Regions from separate parts of the Homo sapiens genome. Here region 1 is linked to region 2. Evidence: chromatin loops called from intact Hi-C (ENCODE). Cell type or tissue: PC-3. All regions are shown on one strand. Links, peaks and the distances in the headings refer to the core of each region. The heading gives the core; the rest is flanking DNA.

Region 1 (5,382 bases), core at 199-5,198, 59 kb after region 2:
TTTAATGTGATTATTAATGTGATTATGTTTCAAACTCTGTCTTGCTTATTCATTTTCTATTTGCTCCTTCTGATCTTTGTTTTTTTATTTTTGTGCTTTCTTTTGGCCCCATTAGATATTTTTTGTATTTCCATTTATCATCTTTTTTTTTGGCTTCTTAGGTGTAACTCTTTGTTTAGTTAATTTGAGGTTTCTTTAATTTAAAGTATAAATCTTTAGCTGTGGTATTCTATTGTTAAGTGATATGAAACCACTTCATCTCACAATAGCAAACTTCCATTTCTCCTCTCCAGGCTGGGTGCTATTATTGTCATGCATTTTACTTTTACAATGTTATGATCTAAATGTTTGTTTTCTGCCCCCCAAATTCATATGTTGAAAGCCTCTCTCTTAAGATGATGGTGTTCAGAGGTGGGACCATCAGGAGGTGATGAGGTCATGAGGGAAGAGCCTCCTGACAGGAATTAATGCCCCCATAAAAGAGGCTTGAGGGCACTTTGTTGGCGCTTTCTACCATGTGAGGGGCAGTGAGAAGGCACTGTCTATGAGGAGGAGGCCCCTCACCAGGCACTGCCAGCACCTTCATCCTGGACCTCCAGCCTCCAGGACGGTGAGAGATAACTGTCTGTTGTTTACAAACCACCCAGTTTATGGCATTTTTGTGACAGCAGCCTGAATGGACTAAGACCACATTTGTTCTAAATTCCACACTAGATCATTATCAATTTTGTTTAAACAGTTACCTCTTAAAAATATTTAAATAATAAGAACAAAAATTCTATATATTTGTCTATGTAGTTCCTCAGCAAACCTTTTGAACTTTGATTTTCTTATCTCTAAAATTAGGTGTTGGATTATACGATCTTTCTGTCCCTTAAGTAGGTCTCGCCTCCACAGAGTGGATTGATATGGTGTGACACTCTGTGAGGGGCGTGTGTGTATCTGCATGGGGTAGTATAAAATGTGTAGTTTACATTTTTACAATAGTTTATGTTTTATAAATATGTAATATATAAAAACATTAATAATAAAGCAATCTGATAATGATTGTATGTACTGGATATGTAGCTGAGGATGATGGGGTAAAGTGACCAAAGTTAGTGTCCCATCAACAAGAGGGCCAGCATCAAGCCCATCTTCAAATTCAGAGCCACAAGGCCCTGGCCCTTGGACCTGGCTGTGCCCGACACCTTGGTGCCTTCCCGTCAGGCTTGGGCAGCCTCCCTGCACACTGGCCTTGCCTGGCTCTCACTTGGAGTTTCTTGTCTGGGCCATGTGCACACACCTTACTTCTTATTTGTAGCCAAAGACAAAATGGTTTGAGGTTGTATTGGTCCATTTTATGCTGCTGATAAAGACATACCTGAGACTGGGGAGAAAAGTAGGTTTAATTTGACTTGCGGTTCCATATGGCTGGGGAGGCCTCCCAGACATGGCGGAGGGTAAAAGGCACTTTTTACATGGTGGCAGGGAAGAGAGAATGAGAGAGAAGCAAAAGCAGAAATCCCTGCTAAAACCATCAGATCTCGTGAGACTTAGTCACTATCACGAGAACAGCACGGGAAAGACAGGCTCCCGTGATTCAGTTACCTTCCCCTGGGTCCCTCCCACAACTTGTGGGAATTCTGGGAGATACGATTCAAGTGGAGATTTGGGTGGGGACACAGCCAAACCATATCAGAGGTCAATTTAAACATTTACTTGCACTGATTAGGTGCTTACTGTGTCACAGTCACCATCCTTAAGTGCTTTATGTAATCATCACAGCCTTAACAAGCGGATACCTCATTACCTTCCTATCGCAGGTAAGGAAACTGAGGCATAAAGAAGTTAAAATGCCTGAACAAAAGCACACAGTGGGTAAGTGGACACGCAAGGCTTCGCACCTCATTGATCTGACTTCAGATTCCATCTTCTTGGCATGGTGCCCACCTACGCACCACAGAGCTGTATAAGGGCAGAAGAGAGGAGTGTGTTCTGCTGCCACCAGCAAGCACTGGGAATCATCTTGAAGAAAAGCGGGGTGAGCTGTACGGAGCCTTTCGGGGCAGATTCAAGAGCAGAAAGCCGTGTCTTTCTTACTATGGACACTCGGGAACTGGAGAAAGGTTTCCTTCTCAAATTTATTGACTAGAACTCAGTTCCAAATCAACATTTCAAAAAAGTTTCTTATTTCTGTGAGAGGCAACATATATTATATTTCTACTAATGTGGCATTAATGCTTGTTTTTTTCTTTTTTAGTCCCTGAGTGGTTTCAAATGTGTGTTTTCATGTACAATTTATAGTTCTGAAGAGTGTGTCATTTCCAGATATTTCCTGACTGTCTCATCAATGCCCACATCATTAAAGTTAATTTCATGCCTAAGGAATCTACACTACCTTCCATTTGGAAAATGTTCTGCAGATTCTAGCAAAGTCAACAGCCAAACCGTGAATGTAAAGGCTGCCGTACAGACTACAGAAGTAGGCAGCTTGCCATTGCCACGCTACCTACTTTACATTCAAGTGATTTATATAAGAGCCAAAAAAATGTGCTCCACATAGTATTGATCTTTCACTGCCATGCAGGGATGAGCTGTCCAGATGATAAATTAAGACAATGAGAACATAAGGGATTGGCTTCAAGATTTGTGGTTGCCGACGGAATTTCTTCAGCAGAAAGAGAAGGAAACTGAACTACGGAACTGGTAGGATATTATTATTTTTACTGTAAACGATCCAAGCCTGTCAGGCCTGTAACTTCCAAGTGCAATGTATTATGATCTACAGTGTAAAACAAAAGATTCTGAATTTGAGTCAGTAATAGCTGGTTTATTCCAGGATTCAAATGTAAGTAACTTACTCTCACCAACAGTAGTCAAAATGAGAAGCCTGCTATGCTGTGGATTTATGGCTCATGGACTCTGGATGAGTTCTGCATTTATCTTCGTGGAGTGACGAATAATTGAATTGGAAAATCATGGCATCCAGAATGGAACTGCATAAAAATCTGCTGGAGTGTTTCCGAAAAAATGAAGACCTCTGGGCCCTTATCCCAGACTTTCTATTTCAGTGGTCCATGGAAGAGCCTGCAAGCTTGGCTTTTCCATCTCAGGACTTAGCTGCAGGGTCTCAGGGCACACTGCAGAGACTCGTCATCCTGTTGCCTGGAGGTGTGCACTGGCTATTTGCAGATGAGCCGCCATCCCGATGACTGCCCAATCCTCGGCTGCCTGTGCTCCGGGTCTCCATTCATTTGACCAGCAAGACCCACATCCAGCAGCAAGGACTCCACCGGGATGGGAGCCTGGTGCTTATTCTCGAACTCAGCAATCCAGCAGTGCACCTGGCTCTGTTTCCAGCCTGGCCAATGATATTCTAAGCATGAATTATTACATATTACTAATTATTAAAAATTAAATGTAATATCTTGAGCATGCCCTGTTCAATTGATGCTTCCTGAGGCCAGAATATCAACTGATCTGTTAGAATAGCAATCAGAAGAGGCTAAATTCAAATATGATCAAAATCAGTAATTAACATACTCTGACACAAGATCACTTCAGTGAGGAGTTTTTATGTGCAGAAGCCATCGCTGCTTGTGGGAAATAGAAATGTCAAAGGGAGTATTGGACTTAGACCAATTTCTGATGAAATGCAGGGCACACCTTTTTGTTTGAACCCAGAAATTTGTGGATAGTGTTGGGAAATATAGTGACCTGATTTATGCTCTCATAGTTCTTAGCCATCATAGAAACACTATAAAGTTAAGAGGGCTTTATAGACACTTAGGCTGCTATAAAAAATTATCCCATTTTTATATTCAAGTCAATATGTTTTTTCAAGTCTAAAACAGTGTACAGTATAGAAAAGGGCAATGAAGACAGTCTCTTATTTTAGTGATAATCTTCTGTCCTGATAACTTATTAAGTGGAGGGGAATGCAAGTTTTTAAAAAATACTTTGATGTTTTTATTTTTATTGAAAAAAATGTTAGAGACAGCATCTCCCTCTTGCCCAAGCTCAACTCTTGGGCTCCTGCAATCTTCCCACCCCAGCCTCCTGAGTGTCTGGGACCACAGGTGTGGGCCACCATGCCCAGCTTATACTTTGATGTTTTTAATCAAAATAAAAGAATTTTGGAAGAAGAATTGAAAAGGAAAGATTGAAGATAAAGAAATAAAAGTATTGGCAGTTCATCTGCAGAGGCACTGAATAAGCACATGTTCTAAATCATGTAGGGTGAGGGCTCCTTTCTTTGTCTGGGGTTACAATGAACAAATGAACAGCCAGAGGCCCCAGTCCCGCATCACAGGTGCACCTGCACCGCACCCCCCACCTCAGGGTCTTCCCCACGTCCCCAGTCAGTCCTCATTTCCACTCTCCAAGGTGGAAACTGCTCTTGTGTCCATCACAGACTGGCTTTGTCTGTTCCGGGTTGTCACATGAATGCCATTTGGCAAGTTTTCTTCTCTGCTTGGCCTCTGTGTAATGATTTTGAAAATCCTCCACAATGTTGCACGCATTCTGGTTCCTTCCTTTATATCACCGAGGCATTTTCCCCTGTGTGGGAGAAACACAGTTTACCCAGCCCTCAGTTGGGGATCTTTTGATGTTTCCAGTTTTTGGTGATTACAAATAATGCTGCCATAAAAATTCTTGTACAGCTGTTTGTGTGAACACATGTTCTCGTTTCTCTTGCGAGAGACACGAGTGCAGTTGCTGAGGGCGATGTGTGCTTAACCGCAACGTAACTGCCTCTCAGTTTTGCATGGGGTTGTACATCTTGACACTCCCCAGCAAGGTATGAGAGTCTCAGTGCCATCATCTCAGTTACATGTGGTTTCTTTAGTCTTTTTAATTTTAGCCTTGAGGTGGTTGCGGAGTAGTATTTTCATTGTGGTTTTAATTTGCATTTCTTTTGTAATGAATGATGTTGAGCACTTTACCATATACTTATATGCCCATTTTTAATTGGGTTCTTTTCTAAATTATTGAATTATAGAACTTTTCTTTTTTAATGTATTCTCAGCTCTAGACAGGTATTGCAGTATTTCCCCTAATCTATGGGTTGCTTATTGGTGTCATCATGGCATCCTTTAATGAACAGAAATTTTACATTTTTATGAAATCTAGTTTTTAATTAAAATTAGATTTGCTTAATGCTTTCTGTGGCCTAAGAAACCTTTGCTAACCCAGAGACTGAGAAGATATTCTTCTGTGTTTCCTTCTAGGATGTTTGTGGTTTTTTATTCCATTTGGATCTATAACCCGTTGCTACATGACAGTATTAGCAAAACTGCTGTGGCTTGAAACCACACCCTCTTTATCTCACAGCTCCTGTGGGTCACGAGTCAGGGTTCGGGGGAGCTGGGTCCTCTGCCCAGGGTCTCACTAGGCTGA
Region 2 (5,382 bases), core at 215-5,214:
GTATTACACAAGGTCAGGTGCTCTGTGCTGACCAGGTAACTAGAGCAGCAGGTTCATGACACAGGGAAGGGTGCCAGGTCTATGTCTGGAGGAGCAGAGTGCAGGAGGAGCAGGTCTATGTCTATGTCTGGAGGAGCAGAGTACAGGAGGTGGACTGTGTGGTGAAGCCGGTGGAGGGGTGGACCTCGAGCCCCTTGTTAAATCAAAATATCTAAGACAGGTCTCGGTCAGTTTAGAAAGTTTATTTCACCAAGGTTAAGGATGCACCCATGACATAGCATCAGGAGTTCCTGACGATGGTGGTCGGGGCACCGCTTGGTTTTATACATTTTAGGGAGACATGAGATATCAATCAATATGTGTACCATGTACTTTGGTTCAGTCAGGTAAAGTGGGATTTGAGGCGAGGGCTTCCAGGTCATGAGTAGATAAGAGGCAAAAGGTTACATTCTTTTGAGTCCTTGATCAGCTTTCCACTGAATACACAATTTAGTCTAGCTCAGTGAATCATCATTTTTACATAAACAATAGGGGAGAGGAAGCAATGAGATACGCATTTGTTTCAGGGAAGCCTCGGAGGGATGTCTTTGAGTTCTGACTGTCCTTTGTCCACAAGGAATTTCCTTGTGGGCAAATTGTGAGGGAGGTCTGTAGCTTCTTATCTTTGTAGCTATCTTACTTAGGAATAGAATGGGAGGCAGGTTTTGCCTGAGGCAGTTCCCAGCTTGACTTTACCCTTGGCTTAGTGATTTGGGGGTCCCAAGATTCATTTTCTTGTCACATTCCTGATGGACATCTGGACAAGCTGGCTCCCTGAGACAGCATCCCTGCAGGTAAGGTGTGTCCTAAAGGGGTGAGGACTAGGCTCTGATTAAGGGGTCTGAGGAGTCATGCTTTAAAAACCATCAATTCTCGTCAGATGGGTTTTATTTAACCTTATGTATCATGACTTATTTTCCAACCTGGCTCTGGCATAACATTACAAGACAAGGAAGAAAATAAAAATATTTCACTCCAAAACATGTGTCTTTGCCATATGTCGAAATGGCCCTGCAAAGCTGTCCTTTGTGTGGGAAAACCAGTTCAGTCACATTAGTCATGCATCTGTGAAGAATCTCTATTAACATGGCTAGATCTCTTTCTTCCAGGCCCTCCCAATCCTAAACAGATTAAGAGTCTAGCACCTTTTAAAGATCTGAACAGGAAACATTTGTCACCTGTTGTCTCCAAGGGCAGCCACTAATGAGGCTTCAAAAGAACCTTGGTCTCCACAGTCTTTTATCTTAAACTGAACATTTCCTTTCTATTGATCCCAGGTCTTCAGAGAAACTCAACCAATTGTCAACCAGAAAATGTTTACTTTTACCTAGAGCCTGGAAGCCCCCACTTTGAGTTTTCCTGCCTTTCCCAGGTGGGAAACCAGTGTATTTCTGAAATGTCTTTGATTGATGTCTCATGCGTCCCTAAAATGTATAAAACCAAGCTGCACCTGACCACTTTGGGCACATGTTCTGAGGACCTCCTGAGGGCTGTGTCACGGGCCGTGGTCACTCATATTTGGCCCAGAATAAATTTCTTCCAATATTTTACAGAGTTTTACTCTTTCTGTCGACAAGAGGCGCATAGGATATTTCATTCCAAGTGCTGTGGTGAAGACTGTTTTTACAAGTTGGCCTTGTGAAGAGCCATTGTTGTGTAGATGTGCCTCGCTTTGTTCCTGGAATGACATGGTGACCGTCTAATTTCCCAATTCAAGGAGAGTTCCTCTCTTTTAAAATCTTAGCTTTTTGTTAAGAGGTTTAGTGTCTTTGCTTTAGGAAACTGCTTAAAATGTCTACATTTTTCAACAGCTTGAGCAATGACTATACAGTAGCCTGAATCCTGTCAAATCTATGTGGTCTTTCAGTAGGGATTGTAATATTTTGTGAATCATTGTGGTGTACTCTTGGATGAGAGGTGTTATATTAAGAAAAATAGTTCTGAGGTTTTTTATGGGAAAATTACGGGTTTTACTTCCTGAAAATAAACATCTGAATGGTATTTGATGGAATGAAAGGGAAAGAGTGTAAGGTTACAGAGGTTTACACTATTTTTTAATAGCTTTTTTAAAAAAACTTATCTTACATTTTTGTTCAGTTGCACAATGTACATCAAACTAACCATAGCCATGTGGGGGCTGCTACTCACAAACTGTCATCCTACAAGTCCAAATACAGGAGAAGCAGAAATTATCATTGGCCCAAATGCTGTATTTCCAGTAACATATAAAACAGGGCATTTCTAATTTCTTCTAAGCTTAGTAACCACCTCAGCCACATTAGTCATGCATCAATAATGTTTTTTTTTTTTTTTTTTTTTTGCAGTCATCCAAGTGCACCACCATTAACATGATCTCTTCTGAGAATTACTCCTATAGTTATCTTAATTCTGTTGGACAAATGGAATTTTAAATTCATTTTAGTATTGTATTAACAAGAGTGCCAGATGCATCAAAAAGTGATGGTCATATTTTCCTATTTTATGTGTTATATTATTAAATGGCTCATTTAAAAAATGAAAATGCATACGTGTTTTATGATTTATTGATATCCTTAAAGTCCTAGCAGGTGTAGATACTTTATATATTTTTAAAACTTGATAGGATACTACTCTTTGCCTGCCTCTGAATAAAATATGTACTATTTTGTGATATAAATACATAATACTAGACAGCTAATTTTAATTAAAAACAATGTGTAAAAGTTTAAACAGCTTTTTTAATGAAATAATTTTATTACATATGATTCTAGATTTCAGGAATAGTCACTTATGTTATTTTGCTTTATTAGTTTTAGATCTTGCTGTATTTTTAAAAAGGAAATGAAATGATTATTGATGCAGAGAAAACCCTACCCACATCCCTCCCTTTTCTTCTTCTCTGATAACCACTGCTGAATTTGGTATGGGTCTTTCCCTAGTACCCATTCAGAAGCAATGATACAGGAGTTAAGAAGAAATTACTTAGGCAGATAATGAAGGTATGGGAATCCTCCCTAAGGTTTTCCTTTTAATGAAGAACAGCCCCCAAATCATTTTCTTTTCTAACGAAGAGCAGGCTGTAAAATCGAGCTGCAGAGTTAGACAAACAAGTTGGAAGCTTGTAAACGCGAATACTGGCAGTTGTGCCAATAGGAAAGGCTACCTGGGAATAGGCATGTTCAAAATGGTGGCTCCATCTTTTCTTTTCTGCCAGCCATGTGTACAGTAAGGAGCAGGCAAGATGGCGCTGGCCAAGTAGAAAGTCCATTTGCATAATAAGATTAGGGTTGGGCGGCTGGGCACAGTGGCTCAGGCCTGTAATCCCAGCACTTTGGGAGGCAGAGGTGGGTGGATCACCTGAGGTCAGGAGTTCAAAACCAGACTGGCCAACATGGTGAAACCCGGTCTTTACTAAAAATACAAAAATTAGCCGGGTGTGGTGGCATGACCTTGTAATCCTAACCACTTGGGAGGCTGAGGCAGGAGAGTCACTTGAACCAGGGAGGAGAAGGTTGCAGTGAGCTGAGATCGTGCCATTGCACTCCACCCTGAACAACAAGAGTGAAACTCGGTCTCAAAAAAAAGATTAGGGTGGGGCAACCAGCCTTCCCTGCCTACCATGTAAAAGTCACACTTGATTGAACCAATCTGTGGGCTCTACATACATCAGGCACCGCCTCCTCAAGCTTGCCTATAAAATCTGGCACAGTCCACCACATGCCGGCTTTTCCCTTTGGGACACCCCTCTCTCTTGAAAGAGAGAGAGGGCTGCTCTCCTTTCTTTTTATTTTGCCTATGAAATCTTCGCTCCTAAACTTGCTGCTCATTTGTGACTGTGTCTTTAATCTTGGTGCTAGGCAACGAACCCTAGGTATTGATCCCCCACAAGGATGCTGCTTCAGCAACATTGTGCATTGTTGAGCCTAGCGTTAGCCTCTTACACATGGTGTCAAACCCCATATCTCCCTGTTGCTTGATTTTTCATGCTGAAATTGCACTTTACCAGTTTGGGCATGCACTATTTTTATTATCTTCCAGCACTAAATATTTTCTCATGTTTATTATGATGTTTTTCAACCCAAGCTTCAGATGTATGCTTTTAGATTTCCACATGAGTTAATTTTTGGTCATCTTTTTTGTTGTTGGTTTCTAATTTTATGGCATTGTGTTCAGAGCATGCACTCTCCATATATAGTATTGATTTTCTTGGTATCTTTGAGATTTTTTATCTATTGAAAACTGGACACTATGGTTTGTTTTTAATATTACATAGGTGTGTGAGAAAAATGTGGTTTTGCTGACTATTTGGTACATGTTTGCCCAGATATTCATTGACTCACCCTTGTTAATTGTGTTTAAATTGTTCAGGTCTTCCTAATTTCTTGTTGCTTGATTTTTTTAATTACTGAGAGATGTGTTAAAAATCTACCATTATGATTGTAATCTTGTCAGTTTCTTCTTCTTCTTCTTCTTATTTTTTTGGAGACGGAGTCTTGCTCTATCGCCAGGCTGGAGGGCAGTGGCGCAGTCTTGGCTCACTGCAACCTCCACCTCCTGGGTTCAAGCGATTCTCCTGCCTCAGCCTCCTGAGTAGCTGGGACTACAGGTGCCCGCCACCACACCCAGCTAATTTTTGTATTTTTAGTAGAGACAGGGTTTCACCATGTTGGCCAGGCTGGTCTCGATCTCTTGACCTCGTGATCCGCCCGCCTTGGCCTCCCAACACTTGGGATTACAGGTGTGAGCCACTGCACCCAGCTAGTTTCTTCTTGTAATTCTATTGAGTTTTGCTTTATGTATTTGAAGGGCATGTTATTAGGGATATTTAAGTTCAGTCTTCTTATATTTTCACGTGCAGTTATTTCTTTTATCATTTTTTTGAAGAAACTGTTTCTAATGAGGCTTTCTTTACCTTATATCTGTTTTTTTTTCTAGTGCTTATATAATCTTGCCTCCTCAGAGTTCGCGTGTGCTGTTTGCGCCTCAGCTTTCAGTTTTGACTTTTTTTTTTTTATTAGGTTTTCAGAACTTTTCTTAAAATCCAGCGTAAGTTCCTTATAGATGCTGGATATTAGACCTTTGTTAGATGCATAGTTTGCAAATATTTTCTCCCATTCTGTAGGTTGTCTGTTTACTCTGTTGATACTTTATTTTGCTGTGCAGAAGCTCTAAAGTTTAATTAGATCCCACTTGTCAATTTTTGCTTTTGTTGCAATTGCTTTTGGTGTCTTTGTCATGAAATCTTTGCCAGTTCTTGTGTCTAGGACGGTATTGCCTAGGTTATCTTCCACGGTTTTTATAGTTTTGGGTTTTGCATTTAAGTCTAATCCATCTTGAGTTGATTTTTGTGTATGGTGTAAGGAA

Evidence for each region. A loop is a pair of places that touch in the nucleus more often than their neighbours do. Peaks named below come from ENCODE experiments on the same cell type or tissue, not always from the same donor. Only the 100,000 strongest peaks of a DNase experiment are listed, where the experiment ranks them.
Region 1: a loop joins it to region 2, with 8 times the contacts of the local background. A loop is called at or near these places in 1 of 110 quality-filtered maps.

What each region holds. Positions count from the first base shown.
Region 1 is chr6:169,556,351-169,561,732 of GRCh38, reverse strand. The region is part of intron 25 of WDR27 (WD repeat domain 27); the gene reads left to right. Among named protein-coding and RNA genes, the nearest start is that of WDR27, 140 kb to the left of the region's middle. RefSeq lists silencers at 4,636-4,795, 5,291-5,382. In PC-3, for the core only: no CTCF peak of the experiment used is centred there; a DNase peak (open chromatin) is centred at 2,442; H3K4me3 peaks cover 925 bases; H3K27ac peaks cover 1,641 bases.
Region 2 is chr6:169,615,605-169,620,986 of GRCh38, reverse strand. All of the region lies in intron 21 of WDR27 (WD repeat domain 27), which reads left to right. Among named protein-coding and RNA genes, the nearest start is that of WDR27, 84 kb to the left of the region's middle. RefSeq lists enhancers at 764-1,408, 1,409-2,053, 3,433-3,971. In PC-3, for the core only: no CTCF peak of the experiment used is centred there; no DNase peak of the experiment used is centred there; H3K4me3 peaks cover 351 bases; H3K27ac peaks cover 2,162 bases.